Linked DNA regions of Mus musculus: region 1 is linked to region 2. A link is a loop called in an ENCODE intact Hi-C map of the cell type or tissue named here. Cell type or tissue: heart. All regions are shown on one strand. Each heading gives the region's core, and the rest is flanking DNA. Links, peaks and the distances in the headings are about the cores only.

Evidence for each region. A loop is a pair of places that touch in the nucleus more often than their neighbours do. Peaks named below come from ENCODE experiments on the same cell type or tissue, not always from the same donor. Only the 100,000 strongest peaks of a DNase experiment are listed, where the experiment ranks them.
Region 1: it touches region 2 in a loop (2.0-fold over the local background); 3 of 42 quality-filtered maps call a loop at or near these places.

The regions. Positions count from the first base shown.
Region 1 is chr6:37,249,774-37,255,729 of GRCm38, forward strand. All of the region lies in intron 1 of Dgki (diacylglycerol kinase, iota), which reads right to left. Among named protein-coding and RNA genes, the nearest start is that of Dgki, 47 kb to the right of the region's middle. In heart, for the core only: no CTCF peak of the experiment used is centred there; no DNase peak of the experiment used is centred there; H3K27ac peaks cover 837 bases.
Region 2 is chr6:37,333,806-37,339,761 of GRCm38, forward strand. Creb3l2 (cAMP responsive element binding protein 3-like 2) reads right to left here. Exons shown (of 12, transcript NM_178661.4): 9 at 2,410-2,509; 10 at 2,023-2,149; 11 at 558-777. Among named protein-coding and RNA genes, the nearest start is that of Dgki, 37 kb to the left of the region's middle. In heart, for the core only: no CTCF peak of the experiment used is centred there; no DNase peak of the experiment used is centred there; H3K27ac peaks cover 1,286 bases.

The DNA of each region.
Region 1 (5,956 bases), core at 387-5,386, 84 kb before region 2:
ATGAGTTCAACTATCACATCTAGAATCCATCCCTTGAAAAGCAATTGTTTGGGAATTATTGTTCATCTAATTTGGGCTAGGCTAGTTGAGTAATTAGTCATCTACTTCCCTGTATCTGTTTGCTTTATGTTGCCGTGACAAACACCGTGGCCAATAGAAACTTGGGGAAGGAAATGGTTTATTTAGCTTATAGGTTAGTCCATCGCCATGGAAGCCAAGGCAGGAACTCAAGGCAAAAATCTGGAGATAAGGACTAAACAGAGACCACAGGGGAAGATTGCTGGCAGGCATACTTGCCTCTCGCTTTCTCAATGACTTTCCTACATAGCAAGGGCCCTCCTGAGTAGGCGGAGCCCTCCCACATCAATTAGTAATTAGTACATCCTCACAGACATGCCCATAAGTCAGTCTAATGGAAGCCATGCCTCAGTTTAGATCCCTGTTCCCATGTTCACTCTAGGTTTGTGTCAGGTAGATACCTAAAGCCATTGAATAAAGAGAAATAACCAAGCTCCCTTTCCGAACCCCCAAGAACTAACATCAGAGCACACAGGCGCTTGACCTCCAACAGGGAGACGGTGAATGCCCTTTGCTAACTATCAGTCAAAGAAATCCTTGGAGAAAAGAAAGGCAGAGAGATGCTTTCCACCATGTCCAGAGCTCAGGCATCTTGTTCCATCAGTGATGTCTGGCTGGATCAGTCTTCAGCTGTCAAATCCACTGCGGTTGTGAAAGTTGTTCATTTCCCTCTATAAAAATTAGTTTGACGTTAATTATACATATTTAACAGCTTTCAAAACCACCTGCTTCACTTTTTCAGTACTTTTTATGTCAACACTTCCAGAGCCGTTTGTTTGTTTGTGTTTGTTTGTTTGTGTTTCCCTTTGAGATGGGATCTCATCTATCCCATCCTAGCCTTTAACTCAATTGTAGCTAAGGAGAACCTTGAACTTTTGATCCTCCTGCCTCTGCTCCTAACTGCTGCCTTCCTGCTGAGATTACAAGTGTATACCTAACCCCGTGCCTGATTTATGCAATGCTGGGAATTGCACCTAGGGTTATTTTCATGTGAGACAAGCACTCTGCCAAATAAACTACATCCTCAGCCCTCTGGGATCTTTAAAGGATGATAAATATCTGGTGCTTAAGGGATCTGAGAATCCTACTTTGCCCACCATAGAAGGTGGCCAGGTTGGGATAGGGGTCAAATGGAATAGAATTGCTCAATAGAATTGACAAATACCTACTAATCCGCAGAGCAAACTGGACTGACTCAATAGCCAAATGACTTCTCATTGGTTTCAGGAAAAGGATGAAAAAGGTTGATAATCATTTTAGCAAGTTTAAGACTAGACCTAAATGTGTTAAAGGCTGACAGAGCAGAGGTATTCAGTTCTGTTGGCCCTTATTAATGTTTAAGCCTTATTCCTGAGTTGTAGGCTATTGGATGTAATTCATACCATTTACTATTTTACCACCATCTGATGGTTGCAATGTCTGATCCAGCACCTGCTAGTTGATCCTCAATGACTACCACCTAAGAGATGAAGGTCAGCTATTTACTCAATCCATCTTACTCTAAAGCAAGAACCATGCAGAATTTCAAACACAGAATTACTCTCTTCCCTTAAGTAACATTCTTCCGAAAGTTCCCATGGTTCAGTTGCTCAGCGTGTCTAATTCTGGCAGAAACCTTTTCAGAAGATCAAGGGTGCGCATCCTTCACGTTGGCCAGCTGTACAGAGTTTCATTCCATACTATCCAAGGGACCTCGTCTTTTTCTATTCCTCTCTCTTCCTCTCTCCCTCCCTCTCCTTCTTCCTCCTCCCTTGCCTCCACTTCCCCCACTCTTTCCTTCCTGCCTTCGCATTATCTCTTTGGGTATTAGGAAAAGTTCAATGAGGCATGACTCATGGCTCAAGGAAAGGAAAGGAGGTACCAGATGATCAAAGAGCTAGGAGATTGGATGTTTCCCTACCGACCCAGTCCACATCCAAATTCCTTCTCCACAGACTTGTATACCTTGATACTCTTGTTCATTCAGAGCTCTTTTATGATTTTATTACTCTTCAAGCATATTCTTAGTGTTGTTCTGAAAATGAAAAATGGGGAGGGGGGTGAAAATAGAAGGAAGAGAAAAAAGAAGAGAAGAAAAAAGGAGGGAAGACAAACATGTAGGCAGCGACTGAATGGAGGATAATGAAGGCAACCACCCTGCCCCACCCACCCACTTGGACTTGCCTATGTTCCTACTTCCTGGATTTGGCAATGGGAACAGCTATTCTGAATCCCATGACCTGCTAAAAACATAAGCTTGAAAAGACAAGGCAAGGGATAGACTCTAGAAAAGTAAACAACAATTCGGACTCTATCATCATCATCACCACCACCACATCATCATCCTCTTCCTCACCTGCACCAGCAGCATCTTTATTACCACAGTATGAAAATAAGCAATAACAAATATATTTGCCTGTTAGATGTAGAACTAGAAAGTATGTAAAAGCAGAAAGTGCTGCATTTTGAAGCCCAGCACTCCCACAGGTTTCGGCTGGTACTGTCATCCAGTCACCTCTTGCATGCCTGACTGTGGGCCACACATCCAACCTACAGGCATGATGGGGTGACACGTTCTTCCTATCTTGTGTATCCAACTCCTGATAGGGAAAGAGTAAGTGTGCTTGTTGGTGCAGGTTTGCACCATGGGGTGAGAACCAGGCAAAGGAATTATCAATGCTGGCAAGTCCACAACTGTCTGCGGCTGGGAGGGAAAAGGATGGAGGCTAAGCACCCTTCAGGCCCAAGATCTTCCTTCCAAATGTGTTCCTGGTCACTTTGCAGAAACTTCATGCAACAAGCCTTCCTGGAAAAAACACTGTTTCAACTTTATACTCCCAATGTATTTCCCATGCATGGCTGACCATGAGCCTTTGTTCCAGTTGTTTGCACAACTGAAACTATAAGCATCCCATGTTGATGACGCCTTCATTGTTGCGAAAAGCCACATGTGATGTCACTATTATGGTTCTGGATGGTGTGAAATTGGTCCATTAGCCTGTAGCAGTTCTGCCTAATAAGGGGGATGGTTGCCCTCAAGAGAAGAGCAAAGGTGGCTTGCGGAGACACGCATATTCTCCAAGGCAGATTTGTGATTAGTGCCACATTGCAAAGGTGCCGTCCTTTGCTGCCTGCCTCTCTCTCCAGCTCTCTCCCTTGGGTAAAAGCAGTTTACCCCAAATTCCAAGGAAGTCTGAAACCTGGCTGTCCTGACTGCACACTGTTCTCTGGCCTTTATTCAACTACTGTCTACCAAAATTCATTAGTACAACTCATGAAGCTCCTTGCCAAATGCTACAAGGAATAGAATCAGATGACCAAAATTGTGAAAATTATAGCTTAGAAGGTAGAGTAATTCAAGCACTAAAGATTACAGCTACAAGACAAAGCAAAAACACACAGGCAAATGCCACTGCTGTATACAGGGCTCTTAAGGGAAGTCGAGCCAGTCAGTTATGTAAGTCGGGGGCTGAAGACTTAAGAGCAACAGCTAGCCACTCACAGCAGCTCACAACCATCTGTAACTCCAGTTCCAGGGGATCTTGTCCTCCAGCCTCCCAGGGCATGACACACAAGTGGTGTATAGACATACAGGCAGGCAAAACACCCATAATCATAATATACAATGCGAAAAGAAAAAAAATAAAGACAATGGATCAGAAGGCATCTTGTATAAGCGAGTAGGCACCTGATGATTTTCTATTCATATATAGAAAAGATGGAGGGTCGGGCTAACAGGGAGCAGATGTGACATCAAGCAGGACGGCACAGGGTCTGCTGAGGACAACAGATGTATTGCTGGTCCAGATAAACACAGAGGTAAGACAGAGGAGGGATGGTGAGCAGCTTTCAGGGAGCCTTATACCGCAAGATAAATACTTTACACAAATTACAGAGTCCAGGACAAAAAGCCAAATAAGGTTTCTGTACAAGACCAGAGTGGTGCTTTATGATTCTAATATCGGCAAGGGCGACAAGCAGATCCGCCGAGGAGCCCTGCTCGCCGATTTCAATTTCTTGAAAGAGTTGTGTTTACCACTTATCTCATCAGAAGTTTATTTCTACAATATTTTATTTCTTCCTGACATTGTTCTTCCGTCTGTTGTCTCCCAGCTAAGCTAATCACACCCCCGTCCCTGTTTATTGAGAGGCATGTGGACAGGACATACATTTAGCATGCAACATCCATCTAAAGTCTCTTGAATGTTTCCCCTGAGCAAAATGAACACCCCCTACCCACTCACCCACACACTTGTCTACAGATTTCCTTAGAAATGAATGCTATTTAACCCAGAGGAACCTCAGTTAAAGTCGAAGTGTTTCTGTGGATGCAGGGTCTTATTTCTGTATCACGTATCTAGGAGAAGTTATAATGATCTGTGTTACATATGTGTTGGACAGAAAGCCAGGGTCTGCAGGCCAAAGACACTCTTTTGGGAGTGAGTCCAAATCACTTGCCGGATGATCTCAGCCCTGTGAGGTCAGTGGGCCAAGCATGTGTTTGTCATTACCTAAAGCTTTAACTGCCGCATGTGGTCCCGCTGCTCAGTTATGGACTCTGACACTTGACGGAGCCAGTGCCTTTGTGGGAGCAAATGAGACCAGCAAGCACTCAGGCATGCTCTGGGAGGCGCTCAACCATAAACACATGGTTTTCTTCACATCTCCAGCACTCAGCAACACGAGCCGGGCATACACTAGGTGCCACTGCCTGAGTTAGATGTTATCAAGGAGAAATCAAGGAGACACTGGGTTTGGACACCATCCTTTCCTCTTTGGGACAATGAAGATAACAGCCACTTTCTAGTCATTGTAAAAGTTCCTACAAGGAAAGTACTCAGGATGTTCTGGGTATATGGATCTAGGCAGGTTTTCTGGGGTTGCTAAAAATAAATTATCACTCTGCTCTGCTTCCCCTCCACAAGGTAAGTCCTTTCCTGCTTCTGTCTTTTCTATTTGCTTCTTCAGTGTTGGGAATCGAACCCAGGTCCTCACCCACTAGCACAGATTCCCCCATTTCATGACATTTGCTACACTCATCTTTTTAGTAAATTTCTTTGGTCCTTGTACACCCATTTAACATTGATAAAACTACAAAAGTCACTGGTGAGTATCTGTAACCATGGTTCTCAAGCTGTGGGTCGTGACCCCTTGGGGAGCGGAGGGTGGGGGGGTGAAGGCTCTCTCACAGGGTCACATAACAGATATCTTGCTATAGTTCTGAAGTAGGAACAAAATAATTTTATGATTGAGGGTCACCACTACATGAGTGGCTGCATTAGAAAGGTTGAGAGCCACTGATCTATAAGAACAAAGGTGGTTTTGAACTCTTTAAAGATAAATAAAAAGATTTCAACCAGTGAGCAATTGTTTCCTGTTTAGAAGATATGCTAGCTAGGAGAGGGCTCAAAGGAATCTTTTTGACAAAGGTTTGGTAGACAGCATAGGAGGAGAGGGATGAAGCCCGTGCTAAGAATGCAATTCAGGTCAAGCATGGTAGCACTTGCCAGTGATCCCAGCACTCAAGGGACTGAGGCAGGAGGATCACAAGTTGGAAGCAAGCCTGAGCTACAGGTGACCTTATCTAGGAAAAAAATCTATCCATAGCTTAGCCTGCCCATACAATGAAATGGGGAATGATGCAAACATAGTATAAAATTTCTATATAATTCAACCTTGATTTATAGGTTATAGGTTGGATGGGTAGTCTCTGCTTTAAATCATGTATGTAAGTATATGTGATTTCTGTTTGTAGTGTTTATATATGTGTGCATGTGTTTACCTGGGCCATGGCACATGTGCGCAAGTCAGAGGCCAGATCTGAGTGCTTTTCCTTCCACTCTGATTAAGACATGCTCTCTTGCTAACTGGCACATAAGTGTCAGGGATGCTGGGGTCT
Region 2 (5,956 bases), core at 701-5,700:
TCACAGCTAACTCCCGTGCATTGACATACAAACCATCACTTATACTGATACCCATCACAGCATTATTTTGCTCTCTAGTTAGAAGGAAACTATAGAAGTGGATTGAAGGTGCATTTGCAGAACAAGCTCTCTACGTCACCAGGTGTTTTTTGGGGAGTCAGGATCTCAGGTAGCCCAGGCTAACCATGAACTCAGTATAAAGCTGAGGCTGGACGTGAATTCCTGGTTTTTCCTGCCTCCTCTTGCCAAGTGCTAGGATTAAAGATACGTGCTACGACATATGGCCAGTTTGTGACTATGGGAGAAAAACGGTCATACTGACTGAGGCGGCTCACATCTTCTCCTGGTCTTTGGGATCATCACTGCCAGCCCTGGGCTGATGATATGGAGACTAGATTAGCTCATCTTAGACCCTTTCCTTGCTAACAGCCATCCACAGATCCTTCCCTGGGCTGTTACTGAAGGTGGGCCCTGTGAGGGCCTCTGGTGTCTGCCCTCCTGCCGGGGCTGATCCACACTCCATCATCAAGCACGAGGTCTGGACCTACAGAACTCACAGGTGCTGCTGAAGCTCCAACAGTACTGACTTCTCCAAGCTCGTCTCATTGGAGATAAGGAAATGGGGAAGATCCACCTCTGGCAGGGCCTCAAGCCCCGACGATGCCCTGAGCAGAGAGGAGCCTCTGTCCCAGCCCCCCAGCTCCCCGGCTGAGGCTGGGCTCGACGACTCTTCCAGGGGAGCGTGTTCCTCATAGATTAGCAGGTTCCTGGATCTCACTGAAGAAAGAACAGGGCAACAGATATTAGCAAAACACCTCAAGGCCCATATACGCCCTTTACTCCAAATGCCCCAGGCCAGTAGCAGATGACAATTAACACACTCTCATCTCCTGGGATGGAGTGCCAGCTAGGTTTGGCTTTCTGCAATGGCTTCAGGTTTCAGAGATTATGGATCAAAACTTATACCAATGCTACAGGCTGGAAGGACATAAAAGCAAATAAACACTGAGCCCACTTCCACCCTCACTGTCTTTAAATAAAACTCCCCTCACACCTACCCATAATTGACCCTGGGGGGAAAAAACTCAAGGAAAGCTGGGGTCAAATACTTGGAGCTGTTAAAACCCAGACGAAAGAGGAGGCATCCCCAGAAAGCAGGTCTTAGAATCTGCTGAGACAGCACAAAGCCAATCCAACAAGTCAGAGGGCGACAACCTCTGTTGCATTATGGGAGAGTCACATAGATGACTCTGCAACCATTTTTCCTGAATATAGAAACAGTGCTCCCCTTAACTTACAAAATTTAAAGCTATCTTCCTAGGTGCAGAAGGTCCCCAAGAATCGACTGAAATTATCTGAAAGGAATGTCATTTTATCACCTGTCTAGCCTGGATAGGCCTAACGGCTGCAGTCCACAGACATTTCGAGAATGGTGAAATTATCCCTTTCTCAAATCCAGTGCCTCCAAACTTGCTGTGTGTTGTTGCTAATAGAGCTGTGCCACTCGGTGTATATTCCCTCCTTGTTCCCCTCTGTTTTCTAAATACTCAAAAGATTACCATTGGTCAAGGTGAGAACAGTATATGCTATCTGGTGAACATCTCTGAGCATCCAAAGTCTTGAGCCCAAGACAGATGAGTTCTTTAATTTTTGTTGCAAACTCTCACTGCAACACCATATAACTCCCCTCAGGGAGTCAGAGACTCTGAGATATCAGAGCAAGCTAAATGTCCTCCTCGCTCTCTGGTCTTCCAAGATCCACATCGCCCCACCCCACCCCAAGTCAGAACTCCAAAGGGGGTGTCAGGGCTTATCAGAGAAGGAATCTGGAGCACTAGGGACTTCTGTTAACTCTCTGTGGAATTCTTGAGAATTCCTGGTGCTACCCAGGGAGTCCAGTGGCCACTCCCAGAACACCCCACCTGCAAACAGAGATGCTCTACTCTTACACATGGGTTGGGATCCCTTGCAGAGAGCTCGGAAAGCCAACTGCAGGCAAACAAAAACAAGGTGGTGACTTACCCACGGAGGCTGTGTATGGCTCTGACAGAGGATGCTGGCTGGGCAGAGCCATCTTGGTGGCAGAAGGATAAGGCCCATAGCCTTGAAAGAAGCTTCCAAATGCAACAGCAAAGCAAAGCACAACGACCTAGAGGTAAGGAGAGAACACGGGGAGCTGTAGAGCTCAGACTGTGGGTGGCTGACCTCTGGGAACAAGGGACAAGAAAGAGCACAAGTCTGTTAGGGGTCAGGTCACCCTCACTTGTGTCCTTGAAATGACGAGACAAGGGGAAGCCTTGGAACGGGATGTATGGTCTCTCTGGCTTCATTCATTGTTAGCATTTTCAAGGTAGGGGAGTCTGGAAATGGGGGGCTTGCCAGGGGAGGAAGTCCCTTTGGGAAACTCACCATGAGGCAGGTGCCAGTCTGTGTGCCAGCTAACTTGCAGGTTCGAGAGACCTTCCCCATCACCAAAGTCTGAAGCTTCTGAAGTTGCTGAAGGAGAGTCCTGCCACGGTGATAAGTGAAAGTCAGGAAGGGGCACGTGAGAGCGAGCTGCTCTGAACGACTCTCCCGCAGAAGTCATAGCGGCTTCACACCTGTGACTGAGCAGGGTCTGGAAGCACGGCAAAAGGACTACACCTGGGCGGGTGTCCTTTGGACTACACCTGCTGGCAGCGCCACCGCAGAACCCCCTGGAGCTTCAGAGTCAGCCTTGACAACAGCTCTGCAGCCTGCAGCTGTTCTGGGCAAGAGAGGAGCCCCCAAATCAACCCTGACAGGCAGAAACTTGTCTGTCAGCCAATGAGGGAAGAAAAGGACACTCTGGTTGGATGACTCCCCTCTCTCCAAGTTCCTATGTTCAGACTGAAGCTGCAATATAATGATAATAGGCAGGGGGTGTGGGGTGAGTAGCCTTGAGAATAGAGTTTTAATAACAGGACGAGTGCCCACATAAGGGGCTAAAAGTACAGTTCTTCACTACATGGGAACACAGCTAGGAGCTGTCGTTTTTTTCTTTGCACCAGAAGGCAGCCTTTACCAGACACCGAATCTGCCAGCACCTTGATCTTGGCCGCCTCTGCCTCCAGTACAGCAAGAAATGCATTTCTGTTGTTTCCAAGCCAGTCCTTTTATGGTATTGTGTTACAGCAGTCTGAACTGACTAGGGCAGTGGTAATTACAAAGGAGGCTCGTTTCACCAAGAGATGAGAGACACTGATCTATAAAAACAAAAACAAGAGAAGGAGAGAAACAAAGGCCGGCAGAGAACAATAGCAGGAGGGGCCAGAGGTGGTGGCTTGACTGGAAATGGCCAGTCCATCAGTGAGCGGCAAGTTTACACAGAGCACTCTGCAGAGGAAGGGAGGGAGCAGGGAAGAGGAGAGAGGGAAAGGGGGATGGTACTCCCCAGCTAGGACAACTGTGGATGTTCAGAGATGAGGACAGCAGTATACACACTGTAATATCAGGATGTTGTGTGGGAGCATCTTTGCAAATCCTAAACCAAGAATGGCAAGACATAGCAGGGGTCTGGCAGCACATCCTCCCAGGTTAGAGTGTCTCCCGGGACTCAGGGGGACTAGCATAAAGCCTGGGACCCCTGCCTCATTCTCATCAGCTCTGCTCAAGGCCGGCATCCACTACAAAATGGAAAGGGTTTGTGAGAACATACGGTCTGAGTATCAAAGATTTTCAGAAAACAGCGAACCGTGATGGAATGTTTGAAAGCCAGGCAAGAAGAATTCTGGGATTTCCTCACATCTTGCTTGCCATCACAGCCTACCCGCGGCATGTCTTTCCAATGATGAAAACACATGCAAGCTTTTCTGAGGTTTGTAATTCTGTCCTGCCCAGTATCAAAGACATGAATTCTCTTAGTTTAAGCAAGGGTAGGCTGGCTTTGAGATGGTTTTCCTTTCTGCAGTATCAGTGGAGGTAGACTTGGTGAAAGAATTTGAACAGCCCTCAGCACACATGGTAGAAGGCTTTCTAAACTCAAAAAAATCTCCCTGTGGTCCTACCCACTCTGTGTTTTTTGCCATGTGGAATAATTTTAGGATAGCAAGATAATATTTCCTATGGAAGGCTATTGTACTCAATCATACTTTTCATTTTGGCTATATAAAAGCATGACCAGATGGGGTTAGACATGACCCTTATTAATTTATCAAAGTAGGATTTGCTTTAAAAGCACACTGCATGTTGCTCAAGGTGAAGAAATGCTGATAGCACACTTATTTTAAATTCCACTTTAAAAGTTCATAACCAAGAGTCCCTGTGCTGCAGAACTTTCTTCTGTCGTAGAATTTCCTCTCTGTCCTGCCTAAGCTTCCTCAGAAGCCTCTGCACTACCCACCAACACAGCCCCCACCGCAGCAGCACCAGATACTGAGTGAGCTCTTGCCTGGCCAATGGCTCAGTGGAACTCATTCTACAGACTTGCCATCCTGCCAGCCGTAGCATGTGTGTGTGTAGCATGTGACTGTCATCTGTAATGCCAGCCCCAAGTTCCTCTCGAGGTTCTCCCTCAAGTCCTGGGACCTATATACAAGCAAGCCCACAGGCAGGAACACTTCTTCCAAGGCATCGATCCTAAGGTCTTGGGCTGCCTGCTGAACTACAGCAGGGACCTCACTGCTTCCAGCGTTGGCTGATGCTGTCACTGGGTGCCCCAACTCTGCCTTGAGCATTCTTGTGCCAGGATGTAAGCTCAGCTGTAAGCTACACAGGGATGGTCATCTTCTCTCTACCCAGCCTTCAGCTAGAAGGACCCTTCCCAAGCTGTACCAATGCCATCTACTTTGCTCCAACATCCTCTGGTGGCTTGGAAGCAAAAACATAAATATTATTTATTTATATATTTTTTTGCCTGTTTATCATCAAACATTCTACACTTCCTCTCTGCCCACCCACGGTCTGAGAAAACAGATTCCCCAGGACAACAGAAATACCCCTCCCTTCCAATTTCTAGGTAAGACTCCTGGGATTAGCATCCACTTTCCTAAGACAAATATTCTTCCAGGTACCCCCCTGAAAAGGGACTTTTAGCAAGGAAGATATCCCAAAAGCGCCTTGGTGGGATGAGTGGCACAAGTTCCAAGCCAGACCTCCACCACAACCCTCCCAGTTACAGTGCCAGATGCTCTAAGTTTGGGGGAATTGTTGGAGGAAGCCAGAAAGGCTAAGCTCACTGATTTGACATCCATCAGTGTATTCTTTACAGACTCAAAGATGATCATACACGGAGTCAGCTGAAGTGAAACTGGTCATTGAATGGGTTCTGATTTCTAAGAACTTACAAACAGCCCTTTAAGATGAGCAAACACTGTAGTTCCCAATGCATGCTTTCAGTTTGGAATTCTGGCAGAAGGCAACAGCTTGGTGACATGCAGATTGCTGCTGCTTTTCCTGCTGGAAATGTGCTGCAGTCACATTAATGTGATATTGACAACAGCCCCATGGAATGACATGTGCACATGTCATTAGACACAAAACGTCACTATTACAAATAACCACAGAAGGGAGAACTGTACCAGGACCCAGGTGAAAATAAAGGGCCATGGTAACAACCAGTCTAATAGCAGTGAGGTCTGTAGCCACTAATGTCTAATAATAATGACACAAATATATGCATAGGGATACATGTTTGTATGTGTGTATCCATGAATGTGATCGTATGCTCATGTGTACTTGTGTGTACATGCATATACATGTATGATGTGTGCATATATGTATGTGGATACATGTTGGTACAGATGTATATTTGTGTATATGTGTACTTGTATGTACATGTGTACCTGTTTGTACATGTATACACATGAACATGTATGTACCTATGTGCACACATATGGGTACATGTACATGTGTGTCTGTGTAGATACATGTGTATATGTATGTATATATATATATATATGTGTGTGTGTGTGTGTGTGTGTGTGTATGTGTGTGTGTG